2 separate regions of the Homo sapiens genome follow, and region 2 is linked to region 1. A link is an interaction called in ENCODE POLR2A ChIA-PET data of the cell type or tissue named here. Cell type or tissue: PC-9. All regions are shown on one strand. Each heading gives the region's core, and the rest is flanking DNA. Links, peaks and the distances in the headings are about the cores only. Region 1 holds the start of LOC124904705 (a long non-coding RNA gene). Region 2 overlaps PROSER3 (proline and serine rich 3).

Region 1 (6,155 bases), core at 1-5,000:
ATTTTTATTTTTATTTTTAGACAGGGTCCCTCTATGTTGCCCAGGCTGAAGCGCAGTGGCTATTCACAGGTGCTATCCCACTACTGATCAGCATGAGAGTGTTGACCTATGTTTCCTAGGTCGGTTCCCATTCCCAGGAGGTCATCATATTGATGCCAAACTTAGTGTGGACACCCAAGTGGCACAGTGCACTCCAGTCCAGAAGCCCTGGGCTCAAGCAATCCTCTTGCCTCAGCCTCCCGGGTAGCTGGGACTAGAGCAGCGTGCCACTGTGCCCAGCCACGTGGAATTTTGAAGCGCACAATCGGAGCACCATATTGGACAACCTTGGAGTATTAAACAGGTTAGCAAAGTGGCCAGGAGAGTGGATGCTGGAGCCAGGCTTCTTGGATTGAATTCTTAGCTCTGACTTTTCCTGGATGATGACATAGAGCATGTGATGTAACGACTCTCAGCCTCAGTTCCTAATCTATAGATAGGAATAGTCATAATACTGACTCCATTAGATGGAAATGTGAACTCCGAATATCTGAGTCAGGTCTCAATTAATTCAGAAAGTTTATTTTGCCAAGGTTGAGGATATGCACCCATGACACAGCCTTAGAAGGTCCTGACGACATGTGCCCAAGGTGTTCGGGGTACAACTTGGTTTTATACATTTCAGGGAGATATGAGACATCAATCAACATATGTTAAGATGTACATTGGTTCTGTCTGGAAAGGCAGGACAACACAAAGCAGGGAGGGGGCTTCCAGGTCACAGGTAGGTGAGAGACAAATGGTTGCATCCTTTTGAGTTTCTGGTTAGCTTTTCCAAAGGAGGCAATCAGAATATGCCTCTCTCAGTGAGTACAGGGATGACCTTGAATAGAAAGGGAGGCAGGTTTGCCCTAAGCAGTTCCCAGCTTGACTTTTCCCTTTAACTTAGTGATTTGGGGCCCCCAGGATTTATTTTCCTTTCACAGGAGTAATGGTTAAGTGTGCCAGTGCATGTAAAGCCCTCAGAGTAGTGCCTGGCACAGGGTGAACACCATATGAGTGTTTGCTACCTTAATACTTTAAAATTTATTTAACAAATACTTGCTAAGTGGCAGGTGCAGTTATAACAGCTCCACGAATATTAACCCTTTAAATCCTCCTAACCCTCTTGGGACAGATAACTGTATATGTAGAGGGCTAACCCGAGCCAGCATAATGGGACATGTGAGGGTATAAATTCCAATACTGGGCACAGTGCTGCACGCCTGTAATCCCAGCTACTCAGGAGGCTGAGGTGGGAGGATCACTTGAGGCCAGGACTTGGAGAGCAGCCTGGGCAACATAGCAAGACCCCATCTCTAAATTTTTTTTTTTTTGAGATGGAGTTTCGCTCTTGTTGCTCAGGCTGGAGTGCAGTGGCGCAATCTTGGCTCACTGCAACCTCCGCCTCCTGGGTTCAAGCGATTCTTCTGCCTCAGCCCCCAAGTAGCTGGGATTACAGGCATACGCCACCAGGCCCGGCTAATTTTGTATTTTTAGTAGAGATAGGGTTTCATCATGTTGGCCAGGCTGGTCTCGAACTCCTGACCTCAGGTGATCCGCCCGCCTCAGCCTCCCAAAGTGCTGAGATTACAGGCGTGAGCCACCGCACCTGGCCTAAAATTTTTTTAAAAAAATTATCCGGGGGTGGCGGTACGTGCCTATAGTTCCAGCTACTCGGGAGGCTGAGGCAGGAGGGTCACTTAAGCCCAAGAGTTGGAAGCTGCAGTAAGCTATGATTGCACCACTGCACTCCAGCCTAAGTGACAGTGTTAGACCCTGTCTTAAAAAAAGGGAGGTGGGGAAAGAAAAGAAAGAAAAAGAAATTCTTCTGCATTTATACGGGCAGTAGGGGGAGAAAATAAAACGAAGTTCAGTAGGCACGTGCAGATATCATATATCCCTTTCTGGGACACGTGACTGGAATTTCCACACTCCAGGAGGGTTTCTATAGACTCCCCGAGAAGGAATGAAGACTTTGGGGAATGGGAACGGTGGTTCACGATTCATAATCTCTTACAGGACTCTCGAAGATTGGGGTGGGCGCTGCATGTGATTGTGTGTGAGGCTGAACAGATGGCAGGGGAAACTCGCTGGAGCCCAGCCTCCTTGGGGTCCACACTGGTACCCAACTGACAGTTGGAAGGCGCGGCCAGTTCAGCACCGCGGACAGCTCCAGGACAGGCGCCTATCCCTGGCCTCTGAGCCCCGCCCCCGGCGCGCCAGCCCTTCCCGCAGGACCCGCCCAGATTTAAAGCTCCGTCATCCCGTTTAAAGAGGCCAAGGCGGCCTGGGCGGCGATGACACCGCGTCCAGCTGTGGTTACAGACTAATTCTCCCACAGAGACTCAGACTGGCCTGGTAGGGAAGAGGACTTTATTGGGATGTTAGTAGGGAAACATGAGAGGGTGAATTCCAGGGAATAGACACTAGGACCAAGGTGGCGGTCACCTTAAAGAGCCATAAATAAACTTAAAAAATAAATTAAGGTGAGGAGGTGCCACGTGGGGAGGCTGCTGGGACTATCTGGGAATTCTTAGGGATGGAATTTTGGAATTGGAAAGGGGAAATAAGAATTTCCAGCCGTCTCACAAAAGGGTGTGAAATGATCACTTCAAGACTCCCTGCTGCCCTAGGCTGGGAGTTGGGGTTCTGGGGCTCCAGGAAGAGGGGAGGTCTGGGCTCGGCTGAAGGGGTGAAGGGGGCCGGGTCAGGGTCGTTCCTCCAGGAAGCGGTAAGTGGGGTTCTCATAGCCGTGCCGCTGCAGTTCGCGGAGCTGCTGCTCCTCCAGGGTCAGCATGGGGTCCACCTGCAACGAGCAGGGGAGGGAAAGGACAGTGTGGTGCGGGGGCGGGACTGCCCGCAAGTCTCTCAGGCCGCCCACACCCGGGCTCAGGAACTCTTCCCACACCTCCACCACGCCATGGTTCTCACCTCCACCACGCCATGGCTGATAGCCCCGTAGGGCTTCTTCCTGCGCAGGAGCAGCATGGAGAGGACGATGAGGGAGCCTCCGCCCGCTCCCATGATCAGCAGACCCGACACAGCCTCACGGGACACCCCTGTCCCAGCTGGTGCCTGCAGGGAGAGGAGATGGGGCAGAGGGCTTCTTTGAGGGTCCTGTGTGGCTTTGGGAATCACAGCCTGGCCGCTGACCTCTGGTCTCTTCCCCTAGGTACCCGGCTGTTCCTCCTCTTACCAGCTCATCCCTCTGAATCTCCGATGAGTGGAAAGGGAAACCCCTTGGAACAGACGCATTCACCTGGGGGAGCAGGAGGTGTCAGGAACCCAGAAGCCTGGCACTGGCTTCTTCCTACCCAAGGGCCCAAGAGAGCGTCCCCCAGCCCTCTCATTTTCTAGGATCTCAATTCCACGTCCTCAGCTCCCTCTTCCCTCAGGACAAGGAATCCAAGCCCCCAGCATCTCCTCCCTCGTACCCAGCCATATAGGCCCCGATCTTGTTCCCCTTAGGGAGCCCACAGTTCTGACTAACTTACCTTTCGCTCATACTGTTCCAGCGGGTTCATCTTCTCTTTCTCAGGGGATGCAGCATCTTGTTCTGTGGACCCTACCCCCAAGTCTGATCTCATTCTTTTTTTTTTTCTTTAGACAGAGTCTCACTCTGTCACCCAGGCTGGAGTGCAGTGGCATGATCTCAGCTCACTGCAGCCTCAACTTCCTGGGCTCCAGTGATCCTTCTACGTCAGCCTCCTGAGCAGCTGGGACTACAGACATGCCCCACCACACCCAGGTAATTTTTAAATTATTTGTAGGTACAGGGTCTCATTATGTTGCCCAGGCTGGTCTAGAACTCGTGGCCTCAAGGGATCCTCCTGCCTCAGCCTCTGAAAGTGCTAGGATTACGGGTGTGAGTCACCAGCGCCTGGCCCTATCTCATTCTTTAGGGTCCAGAGGAGGGGGCTGGAAAGTACATCAAACTCTACCCCAGGGGGTCTGAGGTTCCCAATGGATGGACCCTGTTTCCTTCTGGGTTCAGGGATTCAGTGGGATTTGGAGGCTGGGGTTAACTGTGAGACACTCACCTTTTGGAAGGGTCATGGGGGTGTCTGCTGGCAGCCAGAGGAAGCAAGGGAGTGGAACAGTGAAGAGAGGAGGGTATCAGCAAAGAAAGGTGGAGAAACATCCTTCCAGGGACTAAGAAGGAGGATTGGGGATCCTACAGAGGCCCCTGCAACCTTAGACGTTCCTCCTCATCCTCTCCCAGTCACTGTGGTGGTGAAGACACCCTCAGACTCTAGGGGATTACAAATTAGGCTGGGGCCTGTTCCCTAATGTCTGGGGTCATCTATATGTGGGCTCACTCACCATCCTTGGAATCTGGAGGCTGCAGCCCACCCTTGTCCTCGCTGCTGCCCCCAGGGGCAGGGGCTTCCAATTCACTGGGACCCAGGTGTTCAGAGTGGAGGAGTTCCTCTGAGGGGGACATGCAGAAAGGTGGCTGAGGTAGTGAGCATAGGGGTGAGTGGAGGGCACCCTACCAGTAGAGCAAGTGGGAGATCATGCAGACAGCAGAGTCAGCCCCAAGTGTGGGGTAGCCAGAAGTGTGATCTGAGAAAGTGGGAAGCTGGATGGAGGCACTGCTGGCAGGAAGGATGGAGGCTGAAGTTTCAAGATTATGTTTTTTTTTTGTTTTTTTTTTTTTGAGACAGAGTCTCACTCTTGTTGCCCAGCTGGAGTGCAATGATGCGATCTCAGCTCACTGCAACCTCCACCTCCCGGGTTCAAGCAATTCTCTTGCCTCAGCCTCCTAAGTAGCTGGGATTACAGGCAAGCGACATCATGCCCGGCTGATTTTTGTATTTTTAGTAAAGACGGGGTTTCACCATGTTGGCCAGGCTGGTCTCGAACTCCTGACCTCAAGTGATCCACCCGCCTCGGCCTCCTAAAGTGCTGGGATTATAGGCGTGAGCCACCGCGCCTCAAGATGATAGCTTTCTTAAATACTAGGAGAATCAGGGTTATGTGTGAGATATCCAGGAGAAAGACACAATAGATGTGGGGGCTGCAATAGGTCACACTTTCCGGTATGCATATAGGTTCCTTCCCTTGAATCTGGACTGAATTTGTAACTTGCTTTAACAAATAGAATGTGGGCCCAAGCCTTAAGACCTAGCAACTTCCACTGTGATGTCTTAGAGAGCATAAACCACCATGTAGGGAATCTAGCTACCCTGCTGATGAGACCACATGGAGAAGCTCCACGGAGAAGAGAGGCCTTGCGCTTCCTTGGAGAGAGAGAAAGGTCCATTTGTGCTAGACTCCCAGCCCCTAGATGATCTGCTAGCTAAATACAGCTGCATGCTTGACCACTGGCAAGACCACTGAAAGAACCACTCTGCTGAGCGCAGACCGGATGGCAGAATCATGAACAAAGAAAAATCATTGTTGATTTTCACTGCTAAGGTCTGGGCTGTTTGTTATAGAGGAATAAATGAAATTGGGGGGGCCCAACATTTAGGAGTCAAGATCTGCCCTCAGAGATCTGTAATGGGAGCCAGGGTAATAGACACTCACGGATTTGGGGCCGCAGCTCCTGAGCCAGGTGGGGGTTCTGGTCAAGCAGGCCCAGGCTCTGATTCACCCTCTCCTCAATCACTTGAAGGTGGGTATGCACCTGTGGGTGAGTGGACATGAAGGATGAACTGCGCAATGCAGGCTGGAGATGAGGAAACTGAAGCAGTATGAAGGAGGAATTCAATAGCGACTGAGGAAAAGCGGCACATGCAATGGACAGGATGTGTGGTACAAGGGTTAGGAACTGGGCCATAGGAGAAGGAAATTGAAGAATAAAGTCCAAGGAACAGAAAGTGGGGTTTGAGGGGATTCCAGAGACAGAGATTGAGGATTGGAGGGTCATATAGAAATGACATGGTTCAAGGCAAGATTTGGAGTTCAAGAGCACAGAATGGAGTTTCATAGACAGGAAGAAAACATCCAGGAAAGGGGAATTCAAATTTGAGCGCACAGAACAGGGGTTCCAGGGAAAACAAGTGAAGTTATGGAGAAAGGAGGTTGAGGGACAGGAAGAGGGTTCAAGGAACAAGAAGGAGATTCTCGACCGGGCGCGGTGGCTCATGCCTGTAATCCCAGCACTTTGGGAGGCCGAGGTAGGCAGA
Region 2 (5,000 bases), core at 1-5,000, 110 kb after region 1:
CGGGAACGCGGCGCTGCTTCTCATTGGCTCCGCCCTTGGCCTTAGGCCGATGCCCCGCCCACCCGGAGGCTTCTCATTGGTTTCACCTTGGGCTCCGCCCCGGCTCTGTGTCCTCGGTCCCGCCCCTCGAAGTTTGACAGCGCCACGCCCATGACTGCTTTTCATTGGCTGTCATCGCCCTCCTGAGACAAGCCCCCAGGTTCTTTATGCTTTGCTTCCGACACTTCCAACACCAAGCAATGGACCCTACCTTTCGTCCACTCCCAGTGTCCATTCTTCTGACTTTTTTATTTTTATTTCTTTAAGAGACAGGGTCTCACTCTGTCGCCCAGGCTGGAGCGCAGTCCTGCAATCGTGGCTTACTGCAGCCTCAACCTCCTGGGCTCAAGCGATACCTCCCATGTAGCTGGGACTACAGGCGTGCGCTACCACGCCTGGCTAATTTTTTTTAGACATGGGGGTCTCACTATGTTACCCAGGATGGTCTTGATCTCTGGGGCTCAAGAGATACTCCCTCCTCAGCCTCCTTTCAAAGCGCTGGGATGACAGGCGTGAGCCACCACGCCAGCCAGCCCCTGATAGTCTTAATTGGATTCTCCCACGGCCTCAGAGCAGTGCCCAGTTCCTTAAGCAGCTTTTCAAAGTCCCAGTCCCAAGTCTCACCTTTTCAGTCCTGATCCCGACCCCGCTCACATAATGCCGAGGACGCTCCGCCCATGGACGTTTCTCGTTGCCTCATATACCTTGCCTAGGACGTAACCCGAGGCTTTCTGCGATTTGGCCTCCCCTGCCCACTGGACATTTTCTTGTTTCCCCTTCTACTGCTTATTACGGGCCAATCTCCAGCCTTGATTTTTTTTTTCTAGGAAAATGCTTAGGGGGAAATGCCAGATCATGCTTATGCCCCCCATAAAGCCATTCCCAATGGAGCCTGCTAATACTGAGCATGCCCAGATAACACTGTAATAACGCCCTTCACAGGAGGGTCTCTCCTTAGTCATGCCCTCAACAAATTCTCATCTCAGAGGGTCTTGGTCTGTTCATTCATTCATTCATTCATTCATTCACTCAAACTCTAATCAATTTGTACATACATCAACAACCAAACCAGGAGAAAATATACCCTGCCCACATTGGAGCTCAAAAGCTACTGGGAGAAGACAATGAACAAAATTAACATTAAACAAAATATAGAATATTAGGCCAGGCGTGGTGGCTCACGCCTGTAATCCCAACACTTTGGGAGGCCGAGGCGGGCAGATCACTTGAGGTCAGGAGTTCGACACCAGCATGGCCAGCATGGAGAAACCCCGTCTCTACTAAAAATACAAAAATTAGCCAGGTGTGGCGGCGGGCGTGCCTGTAATCCCAGCTACCTGGGAGGCTGAGGCAAGACAATGGGTTGAACCCAGGTGGCAGAGTTTGCTGTGAGCCGAGATCGCGCCACTGCACTCCAGCTTAGGTGTTGAAGTGAGACTCTGTCTCAAAAAAAAAAAAAAAAAAAAAAAAAAAAAGCTGGGGACAGTGGCTCACGCCTGTAACCCCAGCACTTTGGGAGGCCGAGGCGGGAGGATCACAAGGTCAGGAGTTCGAGACCAGCCTGGCCAATATGCTGAAACCCCGTCTCTACTAAAAATACAAATATTAAAATTAGCCAGGTGTGGTGGCGTGTGCCTGTAATCCCAGCTACTCAGGAGCCTGAGACAGGAGAATTGCTTGAACCCAGGAGGCGGAGGTTGCAGTCAGCCGAGATTTTGCCACTGCACTCCAGCCTGGGAGACAGAGCAAGACTCTGTCTGAAAAAAAAAAAAAATATTAGAAGGTGATTCATTCTATGGAGAATAATTAAGCAAGGGCTGGTGAAAGGGAGTGCTGAGGGAGAGGTGAATGTGCAGTTACTTATGTACTAAATTTGCTGACCTCACTCTCATCACAGGGATTTCCCACACGATATTCCTTCTGTCTAGTGTTTCCCCATCAACCCCTGCAGTGATTTTTTTTTTTATTTTTTAATTTTTCTGGGTACATAACAGGTATATTTAGGTATATATATTGAGGGGGCACATGAGATGTTTTGATACAGGCATGCAATGTGTAATAATCACATCATGGAGAATGGGGTCCTGCAGTGATTTTAAAACAGCTGCAAATTCTCTGACACTCTTCTTATCAAGACGCGGACTCTATGATTGCTTTCTATGAATCTGGGTGGGACTAGGATAGCTTCAACCAATAGAAAACAGTGGAAGTGACACGGTGATTTCTAAGGCTATGTGATGAAAGGCAATGCAGCTTCTTGACCAATGTTCTCGTCCACTGGAATGAGCTGTAGAACCATGGTGCATCATATGCGAAGTGTGACTATGCTGAAGCAGACATGCTTTGAGGAAGCCCAGGCCAATGGAGCTATGTATAGGCATTAGTCAATAGTCCCAGTCAGACTGGGAGAAGACCACGGAAGAAGTTCTGGAGGATTCTACTCCACAGCCATCAAGTCTATCAAGTCACCTTTGAGTCTTTCCAGGTGAATCCCCAGACATCATGGAGGAGACAAAAATTGTCCCCATATGAGCCCTGTCCAAACCTCTGACTCTCAGAATCCATGAGCATAATAAAATAATTGTTTTATGCCACTAAGTTTTGGGAGCGGTTATCCAACTAGAGTAATTAGGACAGCCCTTTGTTAACTAGATAATTTCTACCTGTCTCAGCTTAAGTGTAACTTCCTCAGGAATGCTTCTAGACCCCACCCGTGACCCAGCTAGATCAGGTTCTGCTACTATAGTATCTTTTATTTCTCCTTATATCTAAACAGCTATTTTTCTTGTCAATTACATTTTTTTGTTAGTTTGTTTGTTTTTGAGATGGAGTCTCACTCTGTTGCCCAGGCTGAAGTGCAGTGGCACCATCTCAACTCACTGCAGCCTCCGCCTCCCATGTTCAAGCAATTCTCCTGCCTCAGCCTCCTGAGCACCTGGGACTACAGGCACCCGCCACCAGGCCCAGCTAATTTTTAGTGGAGACAGAGTTTCACTATATTGCCCAGGCTGGTCTCTAACTCGTGACCTCAAGTGATCTGCTCGCCTTGGCCTCCCAAAGTGCTGAGATTACAGGCCTGTGCCACTGTGCCCACTCTGATTTCATTTAAATGTATGGTTTGCTTAGAAAGGTTAGAAACAGGCCGGGTGCGGTGCCTCACACCTGTAATCCCAGCACTTTGGGAGGCCGGGGCAGGTGGATCATGAGGTCAGGAGTTCGAGACCAGCCAGACCAACATGGTGAAACCCTGTCTCTACTAAAAACACACACACACACACAAATTAGCCAGGTGAGGTGGCATGCACCTATAATCTCAACTACTCGGAAAGCTGAGGAAGGAGAATCACTTGAACCTGGAAGGCAGAGGTTACAGTGAGCCGAGGTTGCACCACTACACTCCAGCCTGGGTGACAGAGCAAGACTCCATCTCAAAAAAAAAAAAAAAAAAAAAGAAAGAAAGAAAGGTTGAAAACAAATATTATATTTACCATGTGACATACAGAAGTTACTAGAAATCCATCTTATCCCTCCATTTTGTAAATGCAGATATCAAAACAACCCCAATCATATATTCTCCATCATTTTATTATGAAAAGTTTCTTTTCTGAGACGGAGTCTCGCTCTGTCACCCAGGCTGGAGTGCAGTGGCGCAATCTCGGCTCACTGCAAGCTCTGCCTCCCAGGTTCAAGTGATTCTCCTGCCTCAGCCTTCCGAGTAGCTGGGGCTACAGGCGCCCGCCACCACGCCCGGCTAATTTTTTGTATTTTTAGTAGAGACGGGGTTTCACCGTGTTAGCCAGGATGGTCTCGATCTCCTGACCTCGTGATCCGCCCGCCTTGGCCTCCCAAAGTGCTGGGATTACAGGCATGAGTCACCGCGCCCGGCCATGAAAAGTTTCTAAATTACAGCAAAGTTGAAAAATTTTACAGTGGACACCCGCATATCCGCCACTTAGATCCTACCATGAACACTTTGCTGTATTTGCTTTATCTCACATCTACCTATTACACTATTTATCCATCAATCCAACTCATCTCTGGATGCATTTCAAAATAAATTGTCGACATTGGTTTATTGTTCCCTAAATATTTCAGTGTACATACTTTTTTTTTTCTTTTCTTTTTTTTAAAGACAGGGTCTAGCTCTGTAGCCCAGGCTGGAGTGCAGTGGCATGATCTTAGTTCACTACAATACAGCCTTGAACTCCTGGGCTCAAGTAAACCTCCTGCCTCAGCGCCCCTCCCCGCCCCTAGTAATGGGACTGCAAATCGTGTGCCACCACATCTGGCTATTTATTTACTTATTTATTTTTGTAGAGACAGGTCTTGCTGTGTTGCCCAGGGTAGTCTCAAACTCCTGGCCTCAAGTGATCCTCCCGCCTTGGCCTCCCAAAGAAGTCAGATTACAGGCGTATCTTTAACTGGCGTTCAATATTTTCTTTTGAGGTAAACTTTACATACAATGAAATTCACACACTTCACTAAGTTTCATAAGTGCATACACCTGTGTAACCCAAACCCCTCCCCAGCATGGCAACTAGTTTTTTTTTTTAATGTAGCCTCTAAAGCAAGTGTCAGAGAGAGAGAGAAAGAGAGAGAAATTATCTTTTTTTTTTTTTCCACTGCAACCTCTGCCTTCTGAGTTCAAGCAATTCTCTTGCCTCAGCCTCCTGAGTAGCTGGGATTACAGGCACCCACCACCAATGCCTGGCCAATTTTTGTATTTTTAGTAGAGACATTTCACCATGTTGGCCAGGCTGGTCTTGAACCCCTGACCTCAAGTAATCTGCCCACCTGAGCCTCCCAAAGTGCTGGGATTACAGGCGTGAGCCACCATGCCCAGCTGAGAAATCATCTTTTCTAACTGCACTTTAGAAGTTAAGCTGCATCACTTCCTCTGCATTTTATTTGTTGAGGGGCCCAGTTTCAAGATGAAGGGACATAGACTCTGCCTCTTGATG

The links. ChIA-PET counts read pairs that join two places held together with the same protein. Peaks named below come from ENCODE experiments on the same cell type or tissue, not always from the same donor. Only the 100,000 strongest peaks of a DNase experiment are listed, where the experiment ranks them.
Region 2: POLR2A ChIA-PET joins it to region 1 with 26 read pairs; 6 of 35 experiments call an interaction of 5 or more read pairs at or near these places.

The regions. Positions count from the first base shown.
Region 1 is chr19:35,876,015-35,882,169 of GRCh38, reverse strand. APLP1 (amyloid beta precursor like protein 1) reads right to left here. Exons shown (of 17, transcript NM_001024807.3): 11 at 5,554-5,653; 12 at 4,345-4,452; 13 at 4,062-4,088; 14 at 3,516-3,586; 15 at 3,218-3,280; 16 at 2,953-3,096; 17 at 2,378-2,827. The coding sequence ends at 2,729. It overlaps LOC124904705 (a long non-coding RNA gene), which reads left to right and starts at 45. Exons shown (of 2, transcript XR_007067245.1): 1 at 45-343; 2 at 2,041-2,506. It also overlaps the pseudogene RN7SL402P. In PC-9, for the core only: no CTCF peak of the experiment used is centred there; a DNase peak (open chromatin) is centred at 2,249; H3K27me3 peaks cover 2,598 bases.
Region 2 is chr19:35,770,480-35,775,479 of GRCh38, reverse strand. It overlaps PROSER3 (proline and serine rich 3), which reads right to left. Exons shown (of 11, transcript NM_001367856.1): 11 at 4,314-5,000. Among named protein-coding and RNA genes, the nearest start is that of ARHGAP33, 2.6 kb to the left of the region's middle. RefSeq lists a silencer at 1-134 and an enhancer at 365-424. In PC-9, for the core only: no CTCF peak of the experiment used is centred there; DNase peaks (open chromatin) are centred at 89 and 1,889; H3K4me3 peaks cover 441 bases.